Linked DNA regions of Mus musculus: region 1 is linked to region 2. The links are chromatin loops, found by intact Hi-C in ENCODE. Cell type or tissue: left cerebral cortex. All regions are shown on one strand. Each heading gives the region's core, and the rest is flanking DNA. Links, peaks and the distances in the headings are about the cores only.

Evidence for each region. Hi-C counts contacts between places; a loop is a spot of excess contacts. Peaks named below come from ENCODE experiments on the same cell type or tissue, not always from the same donor. Only the 100,000 strongest peaks of a DNase experiment are listed, where the experiment ranks them.
Region 1: a loop joins it to region 2, with 2.7 times the contacts of the local background. A loop is called at or near these places in 3 of 42 quality-filtered maps.

What each region holds. Positions count from the first base shown.
Region 1 is chr16:16,594,556-16,605,392 of GRCm38, forward strand. Fgd4 (FYVE, RhoGEF and PH domain containing 4) reads right to left here and starts at 5,423. Exons shown (of 17, transcript NM_001301817.1): 1 at 5,223-5,423. The coding sequence starts at 5,373. In left cerebral cortex, for the core only: a CTCF peak has its summit at 2,219; DNase peaks (open chromatin) are centred at 2,274, 5,464 and 5,732; H3K4me3 peaks cover 1,220 bases.
Region 2 is chr16:16,849,082-16,859,918 of GRCm38, forward strand. It overlaps the pseudogene Gm5768. Among named protein-coding and RNA genes, the nearest start is that of Igll1, 9.5 kb to the right of the region's middle. In left cerebral cortex, for the core only: a CTCF peak has its summit at 5,981 (motif pointing right); DNase peaks (open chromatin) are centred at 5,984 and 6,684.

The sequences.
Region 1 (10,837 bases), core at 940-8,939, 260 kb before region 2:
CTGGGGTTAAAGGTGTGAGCCACCACACCCTGCTCTTTTGTTGTTTTGTTTTGTTTTGTTTTGTTTTGTTTTGTTTTTGGATACCCCTTACTTTTTAATTCAGCCTTGGGTAAATTCTTAGGACAAGGGCAAAAAACAGACAGATTCTTTTCTTTGCCAAAATGGCACACACTACCAACAGAAACACTGTTCTCTCTAAAACTTCTTGAACTGGGCCTCCATACATACTTCCACCTCTGGAATTACAGTCTGGACTATGAGTGCTAAATCCAGTAGAACACATTTCTGGGAAGAAAACAAGATGGAGAGACAGCTGAGAAATGTAGACTATGTTATTAAAGGCTTTCCAGAATACAATGCTCCTTTCTACCCACTTCATGCAATGTCCCTCAATGGGAAAGCCTCTTTAGACGTAAGGCCCTAAACACTACAACTCTCATTAGTCAATCAACTTTGTAGACTCTCGACCATGGGCTGAACTCTATACAAGAGACTTTTTCCCCCTGCAAACTTCCGTTTTCTACAGACTGTTGTTCTCACTGCAGGCACTTCATGAGATAATGGGGTAGGAAAAGAAATAAGCTACTGAGTTAGCAGAAACAACACTGAGTAGGAACAATGGCCTCAATCCCAAGCCCTCCATATGTTCCACTCCACAGGAGGAAAAAGGAAAGCCTACAAAAAGGCTGGATAAAGCCCCAAATAAGATGGTAAAAGTATAAATACTCAATAATTACAATATAAACAGGATAAAAATCTCACCTGTCAACAAAAACATTTTCATCTTACACTGTCTGTATTCTTTAGAATGTATAAATCAAATTATCCTGGGCTGTCTTTAACCCCTCAATAAGCATCCTCCACTGTCCACCTCTGTGTGTAACATAGCAATGTCTTTAAGTATGAGGTGTGAATACTTCAGGTGTGTGTGAATGAATGCCTCCTACCAACCCAGAAGCCTGTAGAGAAGACGTCATCTGAGTTCCTGCTGCGAATTAGAATCCATGGGAAGAAACTGTTCTGCAACGACCAATTTTCCCCATGAAGAAATCGATCTTGAGAGCATGAGTAACCAAATGGCTTCTTGAGCTGGTCTGAGACAGAATCTCAGTCTTCAGACCAGACTGACCTGCAGCTAATAACTCACTTGTGGGCTTTGAAAGTATGATAACCTTCTTGCCTCAGCGTCCATATGCTAGAATTACAGGTACAGGTAACCATGCTTGGCTGTCTTCTAAATCTTAAAACATTAATTCAGAGGCTGGAGAGATGGCTCAGCAGTTAAGTGCTCTGGTCTTCCAGAGCACTAGAGGGTCAATTCTTAGCACCCACACGGTGGCTCACAACAGTCCGTGACTCCAGTACTTGGTGATCTAATGCCTTCCTGCCGCCTTGGGCACCAGGCATGCACATGGTGCATAGATCAACATGCAGGCAAAACACAAATACACATAAAATAAAATTCTTTTAAAAATTAAACAGTGGGTCCACAATTGTCAAAATACTCCTTCCAAGACAAAGGACTACCTGAGTCTCTTACTCTTAATTCTGAGTGCTCTCAAGCACTTCCTTAGGAGTCTTGAAAACACTGCCTAAGGGGATAGTAAACATCCTCAAGCTAGACACCTTCAGGTTTGAATCCTGGCCCCAAATCACCAGTTAATTTCTCCAATCAACTTAATGACTCTCTTTGTACATCAATCCTCTTACTAGTATGATTTTTGTGAAATAAATTTATGTACATCTATATTTATGTGTATCACAACAAATTTCTTTTAAAAAAAAAAGACATTCTATGATAATAGCTACTGTAGCATGTAGGGGGAGAATAGTCATTTGTTCGTTCAAGTGATACTAAAGAATTTCTTAGTGGCAGATTTGGGGAGACACAGGAATGAATAAATGGCTCCTGACAACTGATGTGTGTAACCTTACTTTCACCATCCCAGTCCTATTGAGTATCACCACTTCCACTGTGCAGGGGAATCTCATAGCTAGTGATGGAACCGGATTCACGAGTGCTACATGACTCCCAAACTTCTGTCTTCAACATTTTAAACTTCACCTCCCTCATGTGAATACTTAACATCTAGTCAAAAGCAGAGATGCAGTCTGTAGACTTTGTTTTTATTATTTTTGACACACAATAAGAGTACTGTTTAAAAGAGAGTTTCATAGCCACAGAACAGTGGCTAAACAGTGACAGCTGAGTTCTCTTTTTGTCCACTTGGTGGTGTTGTTTTGATTTTGTTGTCACTGCTTGCTTGGTTTTGAGGCAGAGCCTCAGCCTATGCTGGCCTTCACAGCAACCTTCATTGCTCAGTCTTCCAAATCCTGGAACCACAAGAGTTTCCACCAAGTTCTTGTTCTTCTTTTACTTTCTTCCTTCCTTAAGAAAAGTAACATTCCTCTGGAAGACTGTCCACTCTGATTCATCTCAATTGTGCGGCTCCCACATATAAATTTTTCCCCCCGAAGGAACTGGCACTTCCCAAGAATTTAATTTGGCTTATTTTTTCCATGAAGGAAACAGTTATTTAATAATGGATGGTTTGGGGAGATTTAATAAGGAAAGTCAGATTTGATTCAAAGGAAGAAACATTCTACACTTTTTTCTTACATTCTTTACTTTCAACAGGTGTTTTAGAAAACTAGGTCCTTTTCCTTCAGTTGCTACAGATTTTATTGTGTGAAGGGAGCAGCCACACCTATTCAGATACAAGTAATTCTTTCCCAAGGTTGACAATAATACGAGAAAAGGCTGACTCACAGGAAGGGCAATACTGATACAATATAACAAAACTAGAAGGGCAATACTGATACAATATAACAAAACTAGAAGGCTCTGCTGTAAGCTCTTTACTTCTCTTAAAACTGCATTTCCTCATTGTATGGGGGAGCACTCATGTGTGCACCTCCCACCAGAACTGATTCTCTTCTTCCATCATGCAGGTACCAGGGATGGAACTCAGGTCATACGTTTGGAAGCAAGCATCTAATTTACCTGCTGAGCCTTCTCTACTGTTCATAGGTACTCTATTTCTTTTTTTATTATTATTTAAACAAATTTCTATTAGATATTTTCTTCATTTACAATTCAAATGCTATCCCAAAAGTCCCTTATACCCTCTGCCCACCCTGGTCCCCAACCCACCCACTCCTGCTTCCTGGCCCTGACATTCCCCTATATTGGGGCATATAATCTTTACAAGACCAAGGGCCTCTCCTTCCATTGATGGCCGACTAGGCCATCTTCTGCTACATATGTAACTAGAGACACAGCTCTGGGGGGTACTGGTTAGGTCATGTTTTTGTTCCTTCTATAGGGTTGCAGGCCCCTTTAGCTCCTTGGGTATTTTCTCTAGCTCTTCCATTGGGGGCCCTGTGTTCCATCCAATAGATGACTGTGAGCATCCACTTCTGTATCTGCCAGGCACTGGCATAGCCTCACAAGAGACAGCTATATCAGGGTCCTGTTGGTAAAATCTTGCTGGCATATGCAATAGTGCCTGCGTTTGGTGGTTGATTATGGTATGGATCCCTGTAAATAAATCTTTTTTTGTTTTGTTTTTGTTTGTTGGTTTGTTTTGTTTTGTTTTTCGAGAAAGGGTTTCTCTGTATAGCCCTGGCTGTCCTGGAACTCACTCTGTAGACCAGGCTGGCCTCAAACTCAGAAATCCACCTGCCTCTGCCTCCCAAGTACTAGGATTAAAGGTGTGCGCCACCACTGCCCGGTGGTACTCTATTTCTGAAATTGCTAGAGATTCCCTTTGAATTTAAAAATTAGAAGGAGGGCTGGAGGAATGGCTCAGTGGTTAAGAGCACTGACTGCTCTTCCAGAGGTCCTGAGTTCAATTCCCTGCAACCACATGGTGGCTGGCTCACAGCCATCTGTAATAGGATCTGATGCCCTCTTTTGGTATGTCTGAAGACAGCTATAGTATACTCAAATAAATATATATTTAAAAAAATAAAAATAAAAATTAGGAGGAGAAGACCAAATTTAAAAATTAGGAGGAGAAGACTTCAGCAATGGATGGAAAAAAAACCAAAAAACAAACAAACAAACAAACAAAAAACCAGGATAGCTGGGCATAGTGAGTAGTAGCCTGCTTACCCAAGTGCCCTGAATTCTACTCCCAGTATGGGGGTGGGGGAATGGGGAGGGCACAAATAAATAAAAGAGCAAACAGAACCCTTTCTCCTACAAGCATAGCTGCTTTGCAGAAATAATTTATAGACTATACTGTGACTCTTGAAAGAGGATGTTTCATATTTTGATCGTCTCTTCAAAGCATTTGAAAATAAATCTAGTAACATAACAGAGGCATCAGACCAGTGTCTGTGCTGAAAACAACGGGTGACAAAATGCGATGACAAAGCAAACCATTTTCACTTAATAACATTTTCATTCAGTTTGGTGAATCACAGCTAGAACTGGAAGAGATCTCCAGAATACTTTATCAGTTTCTTACTTCTACAGGAAATGATTACAGAGGACTCTCCGTGATCCAGTTCATGCATCATCTCACATCCTGACTTATCTAACGTGAACACACACTTAACACACCATCCATCACGATTTTCTGTCATGTGCCTTCTATAGCTTCGGGACAAGGAATAGACAGCATATTTACCAGTCTCGACATTGATCATATTGATAAAAACACAAAGCTGCTTGCTCAATCATTACAAAATGAAAGTAAAGAAGGGTGAGATTTCTTTTTAAGATTCAAAATATTCAAAAACATAAACATTATCTGAGTGTTTGACTTTTGCCCTCGGGAAGGGAGCGCCAGGGAACTAAGGTCAACTGAGCAGAGGAATTTGGTGAATCTTAAACAGCAGTATATTGAAAAATAGGTTGTACAATTCCTAATAAAGCTTTTTCTAAGGGCACACCTTTAGTTTTTTAAGAACAAGCTGGCCATATTCTTGAAGCTTTGGGAGAAAGAACAAACTAACTAGGAATAGTGTCCTGCGGGGTAACTAACCTGTGAGGATCCCTTTCACAACAGAAGGCAGCCCTTTCCCCCAGGTCCTCAACAGCCAAAGGCACACACCCACACCCACTCCACTCCTAACACCCCGTCAAGCCCCCAACACGCGGCACGCCCTCCGCCAGTCCCCAACACAGGCGTCACGCCCCCAACACGCGCGGCACGCCCCCCGCCGGCCCCCCAACACGCGGCACGCCCTCGCTCCGCTCACCCACGCATTACCTGCGGCCTGGCTGGGTTGCGCGACACGGTCAAGGCGCCGCAATTGCGGCGAAGGCCTGCTCCAGGGCCGGGGGATCCCGGGCGGCAGGTAGGAGCCTGACTTCCGCCGGATGGCCACCCGCCTGAAGTTATGGTCGCTCTCGCTGTTCATGGTGGCCTGCGGTCACTCCCGCAAGCCTTGCCCCGCGCGCGTCCAGGTTGCGCGACTCCCTGCGCTCCCTCCCCGCGCAGGCCTCGCTTCCCGGGCCTGCGCTCCGACTCCGTCGTCGGACTCTCCGGCAGCGGCCGGCCCAGGCCGCCCCCGCTGCACAGCCAATCGCCAGAGTGCAGCGCGGTCCCGCCCGAGCGCCGAAGAGGCTTGGGGGGGACCGGCGTCGCCCATTGGCCCAGGGGAAGGCAGAGTGCACCTGCCTGGCTCACCTGAACCTCAGAAACGCCTCATCAGCTTACTTACCGACCACGCCCTGGGATGCTGGAAGAACAGTCTGGCTGTTACTCACCACACTTTCAAGAGCCAAAGTCTCCCAGGCTACCGCGCTGCAAACTTTAGGTAAGGAAACCCAGCTTTGAAAATGACTGAGAAGCCGGAATTCCAGATGCACCGCCGGCTCTTGGAAGAAGCGAATCAGCTTGCCGGGAGCGCTGTTCAAGCAATAAGGAAGCGCAGCTCTCACCTTAAAGGGAATAAAAGTTTCTTCTGCAGCCCTTTTGAGTAACCATGGCCCAGGAACACAGATTTAGACAACCTCAAATTCCATGTTCCAATGCGGAAGCAGTCTTAGAGTTTCACAGAACAAAGAAAGTCGTAAATCAAGGCAAGTTTAAAGTCCATTGGTAGGTATATCAGAGAGGCGGTTACCAGCAAGATGGAGGTTTTTGAATAGGCTTGAGATACTATCTCGTGACATTCTTAGCTTTGTGGTTGCTAGAAGTCATCTAAGTCAGTCAATAGATTCCAAAGGTTAGTTTAATCTGTTAGTCATGGGATGTTAGTTTTAAAGTAGAGGTGGACAAGAAATGACTGTTCCCCTGGGCTAAAGCTAGGCCAAGGTAAGTTAATTAGCCTCTGGGCTTGCAGCGTTCTAACCTCTCTACAGTACTGAAGTTCTAACCAGCCAGTCAGTCGGTGCAGACAGATTCCCTTCAGATTTCATCCACAGAATAACACTGGTTTCCAGAACAGCACAAGACCCAGTTTATCATGACCACTGTTAAAGATAATGTAGTAATAAAGTCAACAGATTTATGAATATGAAGCAGTTTCCAATGTACATTTCCACGGCAGAAAAAGGACATGACCACAGAGAAAAGACAAAAGTAGCTAACATGGTTACCTGGCTCAAGACAATAGCTTTTTTTTTTTTTAAAGATTTATTTATTTATTATATCTAAGTACACTGCAGCTGTCTTCAGACACTTCAGAAGACACTTCACACACTTCAGAAGAGGGAGTCAGATCTCCTTACGGATGGTTGTGAGCTACCATATGGTTGCTGGGACTTGAACTCAGGACCTTCAGAAGAGCAGTCGGGTGCTCTTAACCGCTGAGCCATCTCACCAGCCCGACAATAGCTTTTAAAGTCCCCTAAATACAAGAAAAGTTTGTCCTCTCTCTCTCATGAACAGACTTGCTCTCAAATCCCCATCTTATTGATTTAGGATATAGTACCTTACTTAAAAAATAATTTAGGACTTCACATTGCCCTCCTTCTTTCATCTAGACTTAGTTGCATAACAGACTACATGTAATTTTCCAACTCTACAGAGTTGTGAGATAAGTTGACTCCAGCCTTTAGAGAGGAGAGAGATGAGCCTGGGGATGCCTGCTTATCTGCAGCTCAGGAACATTTTAGCACACTTCATACTGAAAATGGACCATAGCAACTCATTCCTAACACTGCCTTCAGGAATTTAGTGATAATGCACTAATGTGCTTTAGAGTTCTTTTTTTCTTCTTTTTTTATTGGATATTTTCTTTATTTACATTTCAGTGTTATCCCCTTTCCTGGTTTCCGCCCCTCCCAGAAAGGAAACCCCCCTATTCCATCCTCTATCCCCCTGCCTCTGAAAGATGAAATTTCAAGACCTGTAAGTCATATAAAGTACTCAGAAATTGCTGGTTGTTTGTGAGCCTAGAGGCTGCCTGGGGCTGAGAAAAAAGAAAAACAAACCCGGGTATGCCCCGTAGCTAAAACATTCCTGAGAACAGCTTAACCTTAAAGATAAAGAGGAATGTGAGGACATAACAGGCTATCTGAACTGAGTCAACAACTCACAGAACTCTGACACCCTGCACGTACATGTAATTCTTCTGTTAATGTTTAAATAAGCCAATAGTGTGTCACTATGCTGAATTCCACACCCCTAAGCCCCTTACCCCATTAAGACCCCCTAGTTTTCGAGCCTTGGGGTCGAATCCACTGTCTCCTGTGTTAGATACGTTTTGACCCAGAGCTCTGTCATTAAACTGCCTCATGTGTTTACAACAAGAAAGGATTCTCATGTTTCTTTGGGTTCTCTCTCTCTCCCGAGGCTAGAGTGGGGGTCCCCGAAAGGGGGTCTTACACCTCTATGTGAGTGTTCCTCTACCCACCCACCCACCCACTTGCAACTCCCCACCCTTGATTCCCCTACACTGGGGTATTTACTGAGCCCTCATAGGAACAAGGACCTCTCCCACTGATGCATGACAAGGCCATCGTCTGCTACATATGCAGCTGGAGCCATGTGTACCCTTTTGTTGATGGCTTAGTCCCTGGGAGTTCTGGGGGGGGGGCTGGTTGGTTGATATTGTTGTTCTTCCTATGGGGTTGCAAACCCCTTCAACTCCTTCAATCCCTTCTCTAACTCTTCTACTAGGGACCCTACGTTCAGTCCAATGGTTGACTGCCAGCAGCATCTACCTCTGTATTTGTAAGGCTCTGGCAGGGTCTCTCAGGAGATGGACACCTCAGGCTCTGATCAGCAAGCACTTCTTGGCATCCACAATAGTGTCTGAATTTGGTAACTGTATATGGGATGAATCCCCAGGTCAGACAGTCTCTGAATGGCCTTTCCTTCAGTCTCTGCTCTATACTTTATCTCCATATTTGCTCCTGTGAGTATTTTGTACTCCTTCTAAAGGAGACAGAAGCACCCACACTTTGGTCTTCCTTCTTCTTGAGCTTCATGTGGTCTGTGAATTGAAACTTGGTTATTTGGATCTTTGGGGCTAATACCCACTTATCAGTGAGTGCATATCATGTGTGTTCTTTTGTGATTGGGTTACCTCACTCAGGATGATATTTTCTAGTTCCATCCATTTGCCTAAGAATTTCATGAATTCATTTTTTTTAATTGCTGAGTAGTACTCCATTGTGTAAATGTACCACATTTTTTGTATCCATTTCTCTGTTGAGGGACATCTGGGTTCTTTCCAGTTCCTATTATAATTAAGGCTGCTATGAACATAGTGGAGCATGTATCCTTACTGCATGTTGGAGCATCTTCTGATTATATGCCCAGGTGTAGTATTGCTGAGTCCTCAGGTAGTTCTATGTCCAATTTTCTGAGGAACCACCAGACTGATTTCCAGAGGGGTTGTACCAGCTTGCAATCCCACCAACAATGGAGGAGTGTTCCTCTTTCTCTGCATTCTCCCCAGCATCTGCTGTCACCTGAGTTTTTATTTTAGCCATTGTGACTGGAGTGAGGTAGAATATCAGGGTTGTTTTGATTTGCCTTTCCCTGATGACTAAGGATGTTGAACATTTCTTTAGGTGCTTCTCAGCCATTCCATATTCCTCAGTTGAAAATTATTTGTTTAGCTCTGTACCCCATTTTTAATGGGGTTATTTGATTCTCTGGAGGCTAACTTCTTAAGTTCTTTTTATATATTGTATATTAGCTCTCTTTTGGATGTAGGATTTGTAAAGATCTTTTCCCAATCTGTTGGTGGCCTCTTTGTCCTATTGACAGTGTCCTTTGCCTTACAGAAGCTTTGCAATTTTATAAGGTTCAATTTGTTTATTCTTGATCTTAGAGCATAAGCAATTGGTGTTCTGTTCAGGAATTTTCCCCCTATGCCCATGTGTTTGAGGCTCTTCTCTGTAAGTTTCTCCCACTTTCTCCTCTGTAAGTTTCAGTGTACCTGGTTTTATGTGGAGGTCCTTGATCCACTTGGACTTGAGCTTTGTACAAGGAGATAAGAATGAATCGATTTGCATTTTTCTACATGCTGACCACCAGTTGAACCAGCACCATTTGTTTAAAATGCTGTCTTTTTTCCACTGAATGATTTTAGCTCCTTTGTCAAATATCAAGTGACCATATGTGTATGGGTTTATTTCTGGGTCTTCAATTCTATTCCATTGATCTTCCTGCCTGTCTCTGTACCAATAACATGCAGTTTTTATCACAATTGTTCTGTAATACAGCTTAAGGTTGGGGATGGTGATTCCCCAAGAAGTTCTTTTATTACTGAGAATAGTTTTCGCTACCCTGGGTTTTTTGTTATTCCAAATAAATTTGCAAATTGCTGTTTCTAACTATGAAAATTTGGAATTTTGATGAGGATTGCATTGAATCTGTAGATTTCTTTTGACAACTTGGCCATTTGTACTATATTAATTCTGCCAATCCATGAGCATGGGAGATCTTGAAGTTCTTGTCATACAGATTTTTTACTTGCTTGGTTAGAGTCACACTGAGGTATTTTCTGTTATTTGTGATGATTGTGAAGGGTGTCATTTCCCTAATTTCTTTCTCAGTATCTTTTGAGTAGAGGAAGGCTACTGATTTGTTTGAGTTAATTTTATATCCAGCCACTTTGCTGAAGTTGTTTATCAGCTTTAAGAGTTCTCTGATGGAATTTTTGGAGTCGCTTAAGTATACTATCATATCATTTGCAAATAGTGATAGATTGACTTCTTTTCCAATTTTTATCCCTTTGACCTCCTTTTGTTGTCTAATAGCTGTAGCTAGGACTTTGAGTACTATATTGAATAGGTAGGAAGAGAGTGGGTAGCCTTGTCTAGTCCCTGATTTTAGTGGGATTGCTTCAAGTTTATCTCCATTTATCTTGATGTTGGCTACTGGTTTGCTGTATATTGCTTTTACTATGTTTGGGTATGGGCCTTGAATTCCTGATCTTTCCAAGACTTTTAACATAAAGAGATGCTGAATTTTGTCAAATGCTTTTTCAGCATCTAATCATGTGGTTTTTTTTTTTCTTTGAGTTTGTTTATGTATTGGATTATATTGATCAATTTCCATATATTGAACCATGCCTGCATCCCTGGGATGAAGACTACTTGACCATGGTGAATGATCATTTTAATGTGTTCTTGGTCGGGCGGGGTTCCTACTTCCCTGGGTCCTGCTGGTTCTAGTTACTCCCAGTGGTGTTGCAACAGATGCTGTGTCCTACTCACTCCTCATCCTATGATCCTTGGTGTGCTAGAGCACCTGTGGAGGAGTCTCCTCTGGGTGCTGTGGGACTGGCTGCAGAGTTAACACCCAAGGTAAACTGGCACGGACCAGAAGGAGCCTGACTAAAGTTCTTTTAAATTTCACACACACACACACACACACACACACACACACACACACACACACACACAAAAGAATGTATATCT
Region 2 (10,837 bases), core at 2,765-10,764:
TAGCCAGGCAGTGGTGGCACACACCTTTAATCTCAGAACCTGGGAGGCAGAGGCAGGAGGATTTCTGAGTTCAAGACCAGCCTGGTCTACAAAGTGAGTTCCAGGACAGCCAGGGCTATACAGAGAAACCCTGTCTCAAAAATCCAAAAAAATAATTAATAAATAAATAAATAAATAAATAAATAAATAAATAAATAAATTTATTATGTAGCATGTATCCTGCAGGCCAGAAGAGGGCACCAGATCTCACTATAGATGATTGTGAGCCACCATGTGGTTGCTAGGAATTGAGCTCAGGACCTCCTGAAGAGCAGACAGTGCTCTTAATCACTGAGCCATCTCTCCAACCCCTTTCTCCCTTCTTCTTAGAAAGTGAATCATTTTTGTTCCAGGGATGTACTTTTTGGGATCCTCCAAATACTCCATCAAGGTGTCCTCTCCCCAGGTGATGCCTTTGTTCTTGTTCTGTATAAGAGAATCCAGCAGCCTGACCTATCTTCCACCCAAACAGACCATAGAGATTTGATCAAATCTTATGCTTGCCTCCATTTTCCACAGTGTGGCACCGGGTATACTTCTGAACAAAAATCATCTTGCCTTTTTCAACATCACCCATTTTTTTTTTTGTTTTATTTATTTATTTATTATATGTAAGTACACTGTAGCTGTCTTCAGACACTCCAGAAGAGGGCATCAGATCTCGTTACGGATGGTTGTGAGCCACCATGTGGTTGCTGGGATTTGAACTTCAGACCTTCGGAAGAGCAGTCGGGTGCTCTTACCCACTGAGCCATCTCACCAGCCCAACATCACCCATTTTTAATTCACTCCTGACTGGTCAACACCACAAATGTTCCAACCTGAAGACAAATGTCCAGTTCTCTAGCTCGAGGACATGCTGGCCCAAATCTATGGATCAGGCCTTTCTTTAATCTTTTAATCTCTTTCAGCATGAGCCTTGGCCTTAACACTACTAATTTTCTTATATCTGTTATAATTGCTTTGTGTCCAAGAATGTGGTGAAATTTGGAGAAAGTTCCATGGGCTGCAGAGAAGAAAGTATAGTCTTCAGTATATGGGTGAATCATTCTGTGAGTGTCCACTGGATCACTATGATTTATGATGTTATCTAATTCCAGCATTTGTCTGTTTAGTTTTTGTTTGGAGACCTGTCTTGGTGAAAAATAGGGTATTGAAGTCATCCACATTATTGTGTGAGGGTCAATATGTGATTTAAGCTGTAGTAATGTTTCTTTTATAACTTGGGATCCTTTGTGTTTGGTACATAAATGTTTAGAATTGCAATATTCTCTTGGTGGATTTTTCCTTTGATGAATACATAGTGTCTTTCTCTATTTCTCCTGATTAGTTTAGAGTTGAAGTCTATTTTGTCAGATATTGAAACACCTGCTTGCTTCTTAGGTCCATTTACTTGGAATATCTTTTTCCATCCCTTTACCCTGACTGGATATATAGAAGAATGAAAATAGAGCCATATTTATCATCCTATACAAACTCAGCTCCAAATAGATCAACAAGCTTGATGTAAGAATCTGATAGCCTGAATCCGATAGAAGAGAGTTAGGGAACAGTGTTAAAGTCCTGCACTGGAGGGGGCTTGCTGAGCAGAACAGCACTGGCAAAGGCACCAGACAACAATAAATGGAAACCCAGGAGGCCAAAAACCTCTGTGCAGCTAAGGACACCATCATTTGTGTAAAGCCATGGTCTACCAAATGGAAAAGAATTTTTGCCAATTATACATCTGATAGAGAGTTGGTGACTAGAAAATACAAAGCAATCAATGTCAGGAAAATAAATAACAACTTTAAAATGGGGTGTAGAATTAACCAGAGAGCTTTCCAAAGGTGAAACAAATGTCTAGAAAACACTTTTAAAATGTTCCACATCTTTAGTCGTCAGAGAAATGCAAATCAAAACTACTTTGAAATTTTATCTTACACCAGTAAGAATGGCCAAGAAAAAGCAACAAATGATCACTCAGGCTGGTTTGAATGTGGGGAGAGGGAGTTGCATTTTCACTGTTGTTAGGACAGTGAACTGATACAGGCCCTGTGGAAACTAGGGTGCCAGGCAAATCAGTGCTCCTTAAAAATCTGAAATAGATCTACCACAAAATCCAGCTATATCACTCTTGGGCAAATGCCCACAGGACTCTACATCCAACTGCAGAGACACTTGCTCACCATATCCATTGCTGCTCTGTCCCTAACAGCCAGTGTCCCATCCAGCAGGACCCAGTTATTCGTGGGTGCAAGGGGGACCACAAACCTGAAGAGAAATGAGTGAGAAAGAGAAGCAGAGACCAAGGAGGATTCCTGTCAAGGTCTTGGTTTATTAGACTGAAACACCAGGTTATAAGCACACAGCAAGGGGAATAGGGAGGAGTTGAGGGGGAATTAACAAAGAACAAAGATGTGGGCATATGGGGACATGAAGGCCGAATTCAGACTGCAAGCAGGAGGCACTCTGAGTCTTATCTCCGGAATGTAGATTCCTCCTTAACAGCCTTGGGTGTCAGGCTGGGCTCAGCACATAACTTGTGTGCTTAGAAGTCTTGGGAGTCAGGAAGAGATTAGGAAGAGGGGACTATAATTCAGCTTTTAGGGTCTCTGGTGCCAGGAAGGGATAGGGGGGAGGAGGTGATGACTGGCTCCTTAGCACAAGGCCATTTGGCTTATTAGGATGGGAAGCTGTGAAAGGCCTACTTTCTCATGGTATGGTCTCCAACAAGCCAGAAACTAGAAAATGCCAAATGTCCATCAGCTGACGAATGCATAATAAAAATGGTGTATGGTTTCATAATAAAATATTATTCAGCTGTTTAAAAAATGAAATTTTCAAGTGTCTAGATGGAGCTATAAACAATCCTCCAGAGTGAGATAAACCAGACTTCAAGAGACAAACATTGCATGCTTTTCTTTCTTACATGTGGATATGAGCTTTTAAACTTTAGATGTGTGTATTTCTATTTAAAATAGAAAACTAGGTAGTAGGAAGTAACTATTGGTGAGGGGGATTCAAAAGGAAATAAGTGAGTTTATGAGTGTCTTGATTAAGCTAATTAAAAATCTGCAATATATACATGTGTAATAAAACCTCACTATATAATATAATATGTGAACTAAAAAGAATTTTAAAATAAATTTTAAAGTAAATTAATGGCAATTTTTTTTTTTTTTTTTTTTTTTTTTTTGGTTCTGGACCAGGCTATGAAGCAGGTGAATGAGCTAAAGAAGGACAATAAGACCCTGAATGCTGGGAACATTGGTGATGCCTTACAGTGCTGCTCTGAGGCAATTAAACTAGATCCCCAGAACCATGTGCTCTATAGCAATCGCTCTGCTGCCTACACCATGAAAGAAGACTACCAGAGGCCTATGAGGATGCTGCAAGACCTGAAGCCTGACTGGAGCAAGGATTATTCAAGAAAAGCAGCAGCCCCTGAGGTCCTAAACCAGTTTGAAGAAGTCAAATGAACCTATGAAGAAGATTTAAAACATGAAGCAAATAATCCCTAGCTTAAGGAGGGCTTATGGAGGCCAGGTTGGCAGAGAGGAAATTCACGAATCCTTTCAACTTGCATAATCTGTGCCAGAAGTTGGAGAATGATCCCAGGACAAGAAGGCTGCTCAGTAACTCCACCTACAGGGAACTCAGAGAGCAGCTACAGAACAAGCCTTCAGACCTGGGCACGAAACTACAGGATTCCTGGTCACTACTTGCAGTGTCCTTCTTGGGGTTGATCTGGGCAGTATGGATGAAAAAGTAGCAACACCCTCACCCCACCTCCTCCCAAAAAGGAGGCCAAGTCAGAACCTATGGAAGAAGATCTTCCAGAGAATAAGAAACAGGCACTGAAATAAAAGGAGTTGAGAAATGATGCCTATAAGAAGAAAGATGTTGACAAGGCCCTGAAGCATTATGACAGGGCCAAGGAAATGGACCTGACCCTACCAGTATGACTTACATAACTAATCAAGCTGCTGTGCACTTTGAGAAGGGCGACTACAACAAATGCTGGGAGCTCTGTGAGAAGGCCTTTGATGTGGGCAGAGAGATCCAAGAGGACTACAGACAGATGGCCAAAGCTTATGCCTGAATTGGCAATTCCTATTTCAAAGAGGAAAGGTACAAGGATGCTATCCATTTCTACAAGTCTCTGGCAGAGCACCGAACCCCAGACGTGCTCAAGAAGTGCCAGCAGGCAGAGAAAATTCTGAAGGAACAAGAGCGACTGACTTATATCAACCCTGGCTTGGCTTTGGAGGAGAAGAACAAGGGCAGTGAATGCTTCCAGAAGGGGTGGAAGGCCATGAGGCACTATACAGAAGCCATTAAAAGGAACCCAGGAGATGCCAAACTGTACAGCAACTGAGCTCCTGGAGTTTCAGTTGGACTCAAGGACTGTGAAGAGTGCAACCTTCATCAAGGGTTATATAGGGAAAGCATAAAGGACTATTCAGAAGCCATAGGTGTGTACCAAACGGCATTAGACCTGGACTCCAGCTGTAAGGAAGCAGCAGGTGGTTACCAACACTGTATGATGGCACAGTACAACGGACATGATAGCCCTGAGGATGTGAAGAGTCTGGCCATGGCTGACCCTGATGTGCAGCAGATAATGAGTGACCCAGACATGAGGCTCATCCTGAAGTAGATGCAGAAGGATCCCAGGTTCTGAGCAAATACTTAAAGAATCCTGTAATAGCACAGAAGATCCAGAAGCTGATGGACATGGGTCTGATTGGAATTTGGTAATAACTTGCTTTTCCACTCTTCCCTGCACTGATAAGGAAAGGCAAGCTGGGACGGTGGTGAGCAGCACTGGGTAGAGAGGGGAGAAGAAAGGTTTATCTTTGTATTTATACATGTCTACAAGGAAGACAGACTCGTCCAGCACGACCTCGGGCCCTCCCAACACACACATGGTTCACTGCTGCCCTCAATTCCAAGTGTCCTTCCCTGACCACTCCCAGCCTCCCCATCACTGTCTCAGCTGCTCTCTTATAGTTGGTTATTTTTTATTTAAGGTCAGTGGGTGCATACGGGGAGGGAGGGGTATTCTTCCCTACTGAGGGTCCCAGCTGTCTTTATTTGTTCTCACCTATGTCCCTCCTCAATTAAACAAGCCACTCAGGTGTGATTTAAAAAAAAAAAAGCCCAGCTAGCTTAGTTGGTAGAGCATGAGACTCTTAATCTCAGAGTCATGGGTTCAGGCCTCATGTTTGGCACCATCTATAGTGTGCAGTTATAAATCAAACAGTTCACGATGTGGCTGGCTAGGCACTGGCAACTGCAGTCTCACCTGCTCCCATGGTTCCCAGTTCCCACAGCTAGTTTGCTGCCAGGCTGTTCACACTTCCCAGGTCATCTACCCACTGTGGCAAGCCTGCAGAAAGCCTGCTATTGCTAGCTCAGATTCCCTTAGCCCTATAAAATGATAACACCACAGACTTTTACTATACCATCCAGATTTATAACAGTAATTCTCCAACCCCAAAATGCCCATGCAAAGAACACATAATATAACTGGTATAAATTCAAACTGCACACCTAGATCAAGCAAATGTATCTTACATTACTTTTTTCCATCTATGAAATCCCTAGCTACTTGTGGCTCATCCAGGCCACATGGTTCTGTTTCATCTTCCTTTTCCTCCATCTTCTCTCAGTCCTCCATCATCTCTCTTCCTCTCTCTCTCTCTCTCTCTCTCTCTCTCCCTCTCTCTCTCTCTCTTTGTGTGTGTGTGTGTGTCCCCTCTCTAACTTTCAGCTCCACCTTTTCCTTCCACTCTCCAATCCGATGCTGCATGTGCTTCCACTTATGGTGCAGGAGTAAACCGTGAAGACACTCCGAAGCTGGTGACCTCCTAGGACAATAGCAGATGTTTCCAGGGTGAGCACATTGTTTCATAGCCCTACAGAGCTTTTGGAGAGTAGGTGCCAGCAGGGGGCGATATAGGATATGCCCCAAAGCTCAAAACGTTACAGAATAAAGTAATATCACACACACAAAGTAAAAACCAAATACAGGAGCTTACATGAGGAGCTTCAGCACGTCTCTCCCACCTGTGCAGACCAGAAATAACCAATGGAGAAGCCATGAGAGTCTGGATGGTTTCAGAGAGCTCCTTAAGCTATTGAGTTGTTTACTTGCAGAGTTTTGACGGACTTCCAGAAGTGTGGAATATTTCCTAACTCCCTTTAGAACATCCCGAGTCTTCTATGCACAATACCAAGCTTCAGATTCATTTCAGATCCAAATTAACAATCACTGCCTCATACTCCACTGAAGATGCAATACACATCTTTTCTCTGACTGAATCTGTGCTGGATAGTTTTATGTCAACTTTATGTCAAGCTGAAGTCATTTGAGAAAAGTAAACCTCAACCAAGAAGATTCCCCCACCTGTGGGCAAGCCTGTGGTGCACTTTCTTGATTGCTGATTGGTATGGAAGAGCCCAGACAATTGTGGGTGGTCCCGCTCCTGCCCTGGACCAATGGGTCCAGGGTGTATAAGAAAGCAAGTTGAGTAAGAGAGAGGCACAAGCCTGTAAGCAATGTTCCCCCACAGCCTCTGCATTAGTTCCTATCTTGAGTTCCCACACTGACTTTCCCTGGATGGTGGAATACAAGCTGTAAGCTAAAATAAGCTCTCCTCCCTCAAGCTCATGTTAGTCATGTTTTATCACAATTGAACCCATAACTAGGACAGAAATTGGCACCAAGTCTTAGAGTGTGAAAACTTGCTTGACTGGGTAAATTAAGACTGGTCAGTTAAGGCTGCAAATAAACTAAGGTTAAGAAGAAACCAGCATTAAGGAAGCAGAACCTTCTGGGAAGTGTTTCCTCGGGGTCAGCACACAAACCTATAGTGCAAACAGGTCCAAGCCTGGACCTCGTGCTGGCAAACAAACCTGGTAATGTGTGGGATTAAAACCATGCCAGGAGCCGGGCGTGGTGGCGCACTCGGGAGGCAGAGGCAGGCGGATTTCTGAGTTCGAGGCCAGCCTGGTCTACAGAGTAAGTTCCAGGACAGCCAGGGCTATACAGAGAAACCCTGTCTCAAAAAAAAAAAAAAAAAAAAAAAAAAAAAAAAAAAAAAAAACACATGCCAGGAAGTTTGTTAAGGTAAAGCAGGTCAAGAGGAAGAGACTCGTGGGCACACACCTGAGGCTTAGGTGACTCCCAGCTCCCTGCCAGACTCCTGACTTGGAACACATGCCATGCTTCTCTCACATAAAAGAAACGTGGCCTATGGTCACATAGGCTCAAAACAGAGTTCTCCATGCTAATGAGGAACCTAGGCCGGGAGGGCTTAAGCCCATAAGCTTCTCTTCCTAGACATTCCTCCCTGCAAAAGGAATTTAATCTCAGGCCCACCCTGAGAAGTGGTTTTATGCATCAATTTTCCATCATCGACTGTCTCTTTCATCAAGATTCACCATGAGGAACCTGGAGAAGGTCTTTGTCTACAGAGCCACATCCTGTAGAAGGCCTCTCTGCACTCCCAGCCACAACTGCCACCAAACCTGCCTCTGTTAAGCAAAGGACACTCACCCCATGAGACAAGCCAGAGCTCTCCTTCCTCCCCACCCCCTCCCCAGCCCCAGCTAGATGCTGTCCCCAGGCCATGTGGCCCCTGACTCTGTTCTCTGCTCTTCTGTGACTTCCAGTGGCGCCTAGATGTCCAAGAGTCTAAGAACCCCATGGCCCTGGCAATGTCACAGACCCAAGGACCCCTAAATCAGGTCCGACTTTCCCTCATCTCAGACTGTGCTTTCCTATCCCAGGAGCACTTCCCTACAGCTCGTGAACTCACCCGGAAGGCAGCACAGGGTAATCTCAGTCAAACTCCCCAAGTTCCTCCTCCCCAAGCAGCCGTGCCCTGCAGCTGAGCAGACTCAGGCCGACAGTAATGTGTAAGTTTCCCAGGTAATACTGGTTGTGAAGGCATAAAGAGTCATGGAGAGCTGCCGAGTCTTGGCACCATGAAGAGCTTGCTGGTAAACGTGTAGCCTAGGTTGAAGTAGGAGCATTCGAACTGAAAGGGTCTTAGAGAGAAGTTGACACTTGACAACATATAGCAGGACCAGAGTCCCTGCAGATGGCCCAGGAGACTGTTGGTGAAAGTGCAACTCGATTGCAACAGGAGCCTGCAGAATGTTAGAGATGACAATATCATGGGATAACCACCAGGAACAGCAGCAACTCTGTGGTATAGAGCTGGCCTGAGCCTCTGATGGGTGATGCATATGCTTGGCCAGCCCTTGGGAACTAAGAAGTCCCAAAGGCCTGACGTCGAGCTTTACAACATCGAGCTTTACAACATGAACCTTTACCCTGTTTGACTTTGATTTTGCCTTGATCTGATTGTGATGCTGCCTGGTCCTTCCCTCTTGGAATATGAAAATATTTAACTATTTCGTATTTTACAGGAGCCCATAGTTAAGAAGCTTTGGAATTTTACAGATATTTGGAGTTTCAGAGAGACTGGATATTGTAAGAGACTGAACTTTTAAAGTATTGAAATTTTTAGGGACTGTGAGACCCTTAAAATTAGAATATTGTATATTGTGATGTTGATATTGATATGAAACCTTAGGAACAACAAGAAAGCAAAGGTTATGCTGAATTATTTGTGAGTGAAGTTGACAAAGGGTCAATTGTGCTTGCTAGGTTAATGACAATTTGACACAAGCTAGAGTCATTTGGAATGGGGAACCTCAACTAAGAAAAAAATGCTCCCACCAGATTGGCCTGTGGGCAAGTCTATACTGCATTTTCTTGATTGATGATTGATATGGAATGGCCCAGGTGGATATACCACTCCTGGTGGTCCTGGGTGTTATATAAATTATGCTGAGCAAGACATGAGAAGCAAGAAGCAGCCTTGGCCTCTGCATTAGCTCCTGCCTCCAGCTGCTGTTCTGACTTCCTAGATAATAGACTACAAACTGTAAGCTGAAACTGTCCTTCAAAAGTTGTGTTTGGTCATAGTTGGGTTTTTTGGGGGTTTTTTTTGTTTGGTTGGTTGGTTTTTGGTTTTTGTTTTGTTTTGTTTTGTTTTTATCACGTCCATAGAAGCCCTAAGACAGAATTCAAGAGCATGCATGGATCTGTTGTGTCACCACCTGGGAAACCAAGCTGTGGAAGGCAGACGGCAGGAAACACCTGCTAAAGGAGCCAAAGGAAGAGTTGGTGAGGGACCTCAGAGTTCAGCCATCTTAAAAAGCACAAAACTTGTGGATGCAGGAGCTGGCCAACAAAGCCTAGAGAGACAGTCTGCCTTGAGATGCTGCAGAATGTGAATAACCACAGTAACAAAAGGAGAGGAGTTGGAACCTGTCACTTCTTCCAGTATCAGCCCGCCTGCTTGTAACAAATGTGTAGCAATTTCCTCTAAACTGAAACAATGCATACTAGAGGGAGACCTCTTCAGACTTGGAAAGTAGGGGCTGGAGAGAAGGTTCAATGTTTAAGAGCAAGTTTTGCTCTTGCAGAGAACCACAGCTCAGTTCTGAGCACACAACCATCTGTGACTCCAGTTCGAGGCAAACTGCCCCTTCTGGTCTCCTGGAGCATTAGGCCTACATATATGGTGCACATTTCACACATGTGGACAAGACACACATGAAATAAAAATAAGCCAGGAAGTAAAAGAAACTTACAAAACTCAGGAAGTAAACAAATGCATTAAAAAAGTCGCTAGAAGTTCTGAAATTTTCCCATGATTTTATAAGCTGTAATGATTGCTGGGGTGAGACTTTCCAGCCAGCCAAGGTGCCTGGGAATCTCAAAAGGAACTCCAGGGTTCAGCTTTGATGAGACTGCCACTCATGATGGGAAGGCTTTTCAGTGATGCAGCTACCTCTGAGTCACACATATTCTTATAAGTAAAACAAATAATCTCATTCATTTGCCACGTTGGACTTCAGTGGAATTGTAACTGTAGTCTCTAAGCAGTTCCCCAGCTGAGATGAACAGACATCTGTTCACATCTCACCAGGAAAAGTCACACCGCTGCTGGCCACCCCAGTAACCTCCAGACTAAAATTAATCAGAGCTGAGGATAGTGAGGAAAGGGGGCAAAGATAAACCAAGCTGCAACACATAGGACCAGCAGCGAGCAGGAAAGACAGGCTCCATTAAAGGTTAGGTCTTGGGTTATGTTCAATTCTAAGCTCTGCTCCTGACTGGAACGCAACTTGAGCCACTTCCTACTGTTTCTAAGCCTTGAGCCCTCAGCCTAGAATAGAAATAGAAAGCCTTATTTCGGGAGGCTCAAGGTCCATCCTGAAAGGAAGATGGACATGAGGGAAGGGCTGTGCTGGAGGAAGAGAGACGTAGTAGCACATGGACTGAAATCGTGATGAGCACACTTGTGAGCTGTGGCGGGAATTTTTAACCACACCGTTTTGTGCTCCCGGTGGATCTGGATTTCTGGATCTCACACTTCCAGACACACACACACACACACACACACACACACACACACACGTTAATTTTAAAATGCCTTGGCTACCTCAAAGGCTGAGAACTCCTAAACCTTCCCCTGCTACCCCAGGCCTAGTCAGGGAAGTGGCCAGTGGCTACTCATCTGAATTCTCACGTGGCTGGTTGGCTTTCTCTCCTGCAGCTTCTGTGTCCATTGTATCCGACCACTTTATGGCGATCTCCCTTCTCTCTCCTGTGTCCTAGCCTGAGCAATTCTAGGGTCCTGCCCCATGCCCAGCCATTGGCCGTTTGGGGACCAGGACCCCAAACCAATTAGGGACAAGGACCTTTAGAATTTGGACATGCAGCCGGACG